2 separate regions of the Homo sapiens genome follow, and region 1 is linked to region 2. Evidence: chromatin contacts called from ENCODE Hi-C or POLR2A ChIA-PET data. All regions are on one chromosome and are shown on one strand. Each heading gives the region's core, a stretch centred on a gene start or an enhancer-like site at or near the end of the contact. The rest is flanking DNA. Distances are from core to core; before and after follow the strand shown. Region 1 has its middle 12 kb from the start of LINC01852. Region 2 holds the start of LINC02345 (long intergenic non-protein coding RNA 2345).

Region 1 (3,447 bases), core at 799-3,298, 44 kb before region 2:
GTGGGATATGGAAACACATTCTCTGAAATGTGATTCTTCCTATATCTTCTCTTTCTTACAGTTGGTTCTAAGCAAGAACAGATCTACTGAATGGTGAGAAAATGGACAGGGAGTCTTCAAACTTCCTCCTTGTCTGTGCTCCCAACCTCTTTCTGTGTCCTTTTGCAATCCCTTCAGTAGTTTCTCCATGTGACTACATTTTACTGCTTTTGTCCTTCTTACCAGTCCTTCCTCTTGCTACCAAACTCTTCCTCCTCCTCACTTTAAGAAGGCACTCTTAAAAAGTTGAAGCTTCTAGTCCACCCAGAAACAAATTGAGATAAGCTTTTTGAGAGGCTGCTTTATAGGCTGTTTCAATTCAGAGAGATTAAACAGGATGACCTCACTGAAAAAGAAACCACACTTAATAGCTTTAAATGGGACTGCTCTTAGCTGGGTCACCCTGAACCACTGCATACACTTCTTGTTTCAAGTGAATGTGGTGGTTTGGGCCAGAGTGAGTTGTCCGTGAGATAGTTTAAATGCCTTTGCTTTCAGAAATGAGCCAACACCTTACAATGTAAGCAGAGGGAGGGAATATGTAGGTTTGTCTGATATTCAATCCCAAACCCTGAATCCTATTCCTGAGACATCTTGGGAAACTGGCATTCTCTTTCTCTGCTTCTCTCAATGAGAAATTTGTGGAATGCAAGTTCTTCAGAATAGAGACTCCATCCATGTCTCACCCACGTTTATCCTAAATTAGGGACTTCAGATGAACACAGTTTAAGGTAACAGCAAAGAGCATCTCCTTTAAATCAGAAAGACCAGATCTCCACTCCCAGCTTCACTATCAGGGCTGTTGTTGGGGTCAAATAATAAGTTCATACAAGAGCTTATCACAATACTTAGAACACAGTAAATATTTAACACATTTTAATTATTTGTTAGTTTTTATCTTGAAATGGAAGCTGCCTCTATCAACAGCCAACATAAAGAACTCTGGGCTCTGTCCCAAAATATGTGGCCCAAATTTTAACTAAATCAAGACTTCTAGAAAGCTTTTCCTAAATCTCTTTGACTTCGTGAGGGATACTAACTTTTAGTAGCTTGCTCTCTCAGTCTTCTAAAGGGGAAACAGATTTTGCCAACATTAGGAAGTCTTCATTATTAATAGACATTGTTTTGAGTTCCCCCTGGCCAAGTTGCTGACTCAATACTTCTTGTTTTAGAAAAAGGAAGTAGCTGAAAGGCACCTGTTAATGAGACTAAAGTACCACAGTGTCTGTGTGTGTGGGTGGGTGTGGGTGTGTGAGCGCGCACACGTGCGAGAGAGGTGGGGAGAGACAATGAGAGAGAGAGAGAAGAGAGTTAAATCCCATTCTTCGAGTGAATATGAAAACCATCATATAGAAAGATGAGGTTCACGGTATATCAATTTTCTTGAAATGTCTAACTTTTATTTTCCCTTAAACATGCTTTTTAATTTTTGCCCTTAAGAAGTGTACAATAGACAAACCAATTGTTACTGTAATGGAAAGATTTTATTTCCTATAGCTTTCTTGATAAATAAAATTATTAAATTGGAATTGCCATTAACTTAGTTATAGAGTTCTGCAGTGTTACATCAAGTTATGTATTAAAGAAATTTAAAGAGGGTTTTGTAAGATGAGTGAAGGATGTACTTCATTCTAACTCAGTCCTTTTTCTTAGAACAGCCTTTTCTAATACAGCAGGACAAGACCTGTGGCCTTAAAGAGAGGTTTCAAACAAGGCACGTTACTTTCCTCTTTTATTAATTGATTCAAGCTTATCATGGAAACACATTTATTACATGTCTCCTATATGCCAAGGTTTGTGCTAGGGGTTGAAGATACAATCTAGGGAAAAGCAAACATAAAGAGGTAGAACATTGAGACTTACAAATTCTGTTGAAAAGAAAATAAAAAAGTAAAAGAGGTAGAACAGGATAAATTCTCCAGTAGAGGTAAGAACAGAGAGCTGTAGGGATGGAGGAAGCAATGACTAATTGCCTGTGGTCAAGGAAGGCTCAACCAGAGGAACTGACTCTATACCATGTAAAAACAGCACACTTTGTGGTATAACACCAGCCAGCTTCCTGCATTTTGATTTCTGACTGACCCAACTTTTGCTTTTGATCATTTCCTTTGGTTGGTCAGTCTGCCTGAAGCTCATATTCTACTCATACTCTATTTTTCTATATATTTCTAGAATCTAGACAGGATATGTGTTTGGCATATAATAGGTGCCTAATCAATGTTCAGCTGAAACGATGATGGCTCATGGCTTCAATAAGCTTCCATCCTCATTCCTTTATGCATAGAATGGATCTTCCTTTTTGTATTTAATCCCACATTTCTCCTCAATTTTAACTTTCATGATAAATTATTTGTTGGAGCTTTTGATTCCCCACTTCTAGCCAGAGTTCTGTACATAATCAATTGATGCTGGGCTCCTGCGGCCTGTTGTGTCCTCATGATATCTGGCATAGTGCTACATTCCCTTCATTGCCCTGAGGCTGTGGGTTTATCCCTTAAGATGCCAAGTATGTCCTTAGAATATCCTTGCAATGTCCAGGGATTTTCAGACTACTTCAGAATTATAATAGATATCTATTGACTTACCTCCAAAGTGATGGTAAAAAAGATCTGCTGAATTTTAGGGTCCTGGATGTGTAATCCTATACTGTAAGAATTTGCTTAGGTGGAGTTTTAAGCTAAAGGCTGATCACATTGCTTTATGAGCTAATCATTTCAAACAGCTCCAGACAAGAGTAGGAACACTCTTGTTGAACCCTAATCTAGCTTAATAATGAGACTCTCCATTGAAAACCAAGGTTGAAGGCATATGGCAGGAAAAGGGAGATGAAGTTCCCTAGAGGAGTAAAAATAATCACTGATGTATTCAGGGTTTTCTTTTTCTATTCTCACTTTTTTTCAGTTGAGGCAGGGTCTTGCTATGTTGCCCCAGCTGGTTTTGAACTCCTGACCTAAAGGGATCCTCTGCCTCACCCTTCCAATGTGTTGAGATTAGAGGTGTGAATCACCATGCCCAGGCATGGGTTTTTAAAATATATACAATGTATCTGGCTGGGTGCGGTGGCTCACGCCTGTAATCCCAGCACTTTGGGAGGTGGAGGTGGGTGGATCACCCGAGGTCAGGAAGTTTGAGACCAGCCTGGCCAACATGGTGAAACCCTGTCTCTACTAAAAATACAAAAATTACCTGGGCGTGGTGGCAGGCACCTATAATCCCAGCTACTCGGGAGGCTGAGGCAGGAGAATTGCTTGAACCTGGGAGGCAGAGGTTGCAGTGAGTCGAGATCATACCATTGCACTCCAGCCTGGGTGACAAGAGCAAAACTGCGTCTCAAAATAGTAAAATAAAATAAAATATATACAATGTATCATGCACTGTGCTATTTTCTAATCATATTTTCTTTAATCT
Region 2 (3,625 bases), core at 205-2,704:
TTCTTCCATTAAGTGATAAGGGATGGGAACAGAGCAGGCATCAACTAGAACACTAAAGAAGTTACAGGAAATACCACTGCCTTGTAAAACTGTAGCACGTCTGCAGCAGTTAAATGACTCAGATATGTAAAGCCTCTGGTTAGTTACTGTTTCTCAGGATAAAACCTTTCCATGTGGGTCTGGGCAGTAGGGTATATGGAAGTGCCAGGTAGGTTGGATGGAAAGGGAACTTATAAATGGGCATGTCAATCAATGTGTAAAATACATCTCTATATTAGTATCAGTTTAAACTTACCTGTAAACTGGTATTAGCAGGTGTCTTTGTCTGGCTAAGATTTCTGGCTCTATTAGCTCTCTAGATCCCTGCTGAACCTCACCTTAAAAAGCCGGTATGCTTTTGCTTAAAGGTATCTGGAGCTGTTGCCTGTTAAACTACACAGGAGAGGATAGCCTTAGTGCTGTCTGTTAAACTTTCATATTCTAAAACACAGAGTAATTTTGGAAATTATTGTTTTATCAAACCATACCAGTACCTATTTAATATTTGAATTAATGAGGGAAAAGGAAGAGATCTTCATCAAAAAATGTGGAAATGGATTCTGGCACATGTTATGGCAAAACTAAATTATTTTTGCTGGGCCCTTGGGAAAACCACTTGTCATCTATGTACAGTACCTGGTTTTTGCCTCTCCGTGTGTGTACTATGAAGAGATCTTACTGCAGCATAGATTTTCTGAGATGATCCTAATTTTGGATATTTATAGTTCTTACACATCATTTAAATGCCAGAGAAATGTGAATATTTCAATATTTTAGTATCTAAGCAATATGTTTTAGATTTAATTTTTCATGACAAAACTTGTGGGTCTTTTTTGTTTTTTAATAAAAAAAGATTTACTGAGATATAATTCACATGCCATAATAGTCGCCCATTAAAAATTGTTAGTATTTTCACAGAATTGTGCAACTATCACCACAATCTAAATTTGGAACATTTTATTATCCCATAAAGAAAGCTCTTACCCATTAGCATTGTTCCCCACTTTTCCCTTCCCACAGCCCTTGGCAATCCCTGTTCTACTTCCAGTCTGTAGATCTGCCTATTCTGGACATTTTGTATAAATGGAATCATGCAAGCTGTGGTCCTTTGTGACCGGCTTCTTTCTTTTAGCATAATGTACTTGAGGTTCATCCATGTTGTTGCATGTCTCAGCATTCCATTTCTTTTTATTCCTGTTTAATGTTCCATTGTATGGTTATACCACATTTTATTTCTCCATTCATCAGTTGACAAACATTTGGCTTGTTTCCACCTTTTGGCTATTATGAATAACACTGCTACGAACACTCACATACATGTTTTTGCACGGACATATATTTTTATTTCTCTAGGGAATGTACCTAAGAGTAAACTTACTGGGTCATATGGCGACTCCGTTTGCCTGCAGAAGAATGGGACTGTGATTCCTAGAGAATGCCTCCAAGACTTGCAGCCTGGGTGACCGCTTCAGTGTCTGTGGAGCCCTCATGGTCAAGACGCCATTGTGGAAGTTGTAGCAGGATGGACCTTAAGTATCCCCATTGTCCCAGCCTCCTGATGTTTACTTCTTTGTCATATCTCCTCCCTCTGACCTGGGTGGGGACTGTAACTTGCTTCTGACCAATTGAATATGAATGGGACGTCACTTTGTTGATTATGTTACATTACATAGGGCTCTGGTAGACTGGAGACTCTCCTTGTGCCTTGATGAAGTACACAGCTATGCTGGAGAAATCCATGTGGCAAGGAACTGCAGGTGGCCCCTGGAACCTGAGGACAGTCAGTGAAGAGCTGAGGCTCCAGTTATGTAGCTGCAAAGAGATGAATTCTGTCAACAACTGGGATGAACTTGGAAGTGGATTTTTCCCTAGTTGAACCTTTGATGAGAATGTGGCCCAGCTAATGCCTTGATTGCAGCCTTTGAAACTGAGCAGAGGACCAGCTAATTCGTGCCCAGACTTCTGACCCACGAAGACTGAGATAATAATATGTGGTGTTTGTGTAGCTAAGTTTGTGGCAATTTGTTATGCAACATTAAGAACAGTCGAGAATTTGGTTCCATTATATAATCTGGGCTGGATGCCACTGAGTTTACTTGTCAAGGCAAATATTCTGTTTACTTATCAGTATGATTATCACAAAAGATAAACTGCCATGGAAGTTCAAGTATGTGCTTGGTTGCTATAGAGTAATCTATACCTGTGGGGTATACTCTAGAATGAGAAAATAGGGATGGCAGAAGTAAGAAACAGAGTTCCACTCTGTCTGCTTGACTCATATAGGAGTCTCTACAAATCCTGTTCCAAAAAGAGTCACTAAAAGATCAGAACACAAGAGGAACGATAACTTATGTAATGAGAGCTACTATTTATTAGGGACTATGGGACTGAGAGGATATGCATGAAATTGAGGCCATGCCCTAATATAGCTTATGTTATACTGTAGTTATAATTTACTTAGCTCACTGTGAAGCTATAATCTTGAACTTAACATTCGTTTTCTCTTACACTTCTTTAGCCAAATAATAGCAAAACAAGCCCAGCCTGGTGAACACCACTTCTATTTTTGGAATTTACTTAGGATGATTCCATTTTTCTTAGTCATCCATATCTATATTTAACAGCCCTACACTCAGAATTTTAACTTATAGCTTATTTAAATCTATTAAATTAAATCTATTCTATTAAAACCTGCATTTTTTCCACCTGCCTCTAGACAGATGGAAACAGCTGATGATGTGAATCTCTTGACTGTCCTTGTCATATCATTTTGTCTTGTTACATTTAATTCCTGACTGACTTAAGTGAGGAGAGTAAGGTGGATCTTATCCTGTAGCAGAGGGATACATGTGGAATGTCCTCCACTTCCTTGGTGATCTGACTTTAATTTCAAGCACTGTAGAGATGACTCAGTGTGCAGTAACTAATATGAAAAGTCGTGCTGCTTATAACATACAGTGAGTAACTATTACCAGACTCACCTCAGATGACTTGGAAGTTTCCTAGTTGGGAGAATGAAGCAATTTAAAATTGATGGGAAATGAATGTCTGAAACCCAGTAGAGTAAAAGTTTCAAGCATCACTGAAATTTTCATCTTCCGAGGCCGGGTGTTGTGGCTTATGCCTGTAATCCCAGCACTTTGGGAGGCCGAGGTGGGCAGATCATGAGGTCAGGAGATCGAGACCATTCCTGGTTAACATGGTGTAACCCCATCTCTACTACAAATATAAAAAATTAGCCGGGCGTGGTGGTGGGTGCCTGTAGTCCCAGCTACTCGGGAGGCTGAGGCAGGAGAATGGTATGAACCCGGGAGGCAGAGGTTGCAGTGAGCCGAGATCGCAGCCACTGCACTCCAGCCTGGGCGACAAAGCGAGACTCCGTCTCAAAAAAAAAAAAAAAAGAAATTTTCATCTTCCATATCTCATACCAGTAGATACATAACAAAGCAAAATTTTGTTCTGCTGAGGATAGAATCAACTGTGGTTCCCCTTATATTTATTTATAGCAGTGCCATCGTCCCATCATAGGAAACAGAGATGAAATGGATGGAGTAATATTTTATGTGATGTACTTCATAGAAGAGTT

Evidence for each region. A loop is a pair of places that touch in the nucleus more often than their neighbours do. ChIA-PET counts read pairs that join two places held with the same protein, here RNA polymerase II (POLR2A). Pooled maps may share reads with other maps.
Region 1: a loop to region 2 is called in a map of PC-3, with 27 times the contacts of the local background. The contact joins the enhancer-like site here to the promoter of LINC02345 in region 2. A Hi-C loop is called at or near these places in 3 of 168 maps with a recorded cell type or tissue (PC-3, heart right ventricle and posterior vena cava), 3 of 37 single-sample maps with no recorded cell type and 7 of 50 pooled maps. POLR2A ChIA-PET finds 5 or more read pairs at or near these places in 4 of 52 experiments (AG04450, GM10248, GM12878 and 1 more).

What each region holds. Positions count from the first base shown.
Region 1 is chr15:38,083,097-38,086,543 of GRCh38, reverse strand. No RefSeq gene overlaps it. Among named protein-coding and RNA genes, the nearest start is that of LINC01852, 12 kb to the right of the region's middle. RefSeq lists a silencer at 470-529. Within about 2 kb of position 2,048, at least 4 of the 41 ENCODE cell types and tissues checked have a DNase peak (open chromatin) inside an H3K27ac peak, as active enhancers do.
Region 2 is chr15:38,038,222-38,041,846 of GRCh38, reverse strand. LINC02345 (long intergenic non-protein coding RNA 2345) reads right to left here and starts at 1,454. Exons shown (of 4, transcript NR_120330.1): 1 at 1,418-1,454. It also overlaps a transcript of TMCO5A not described here.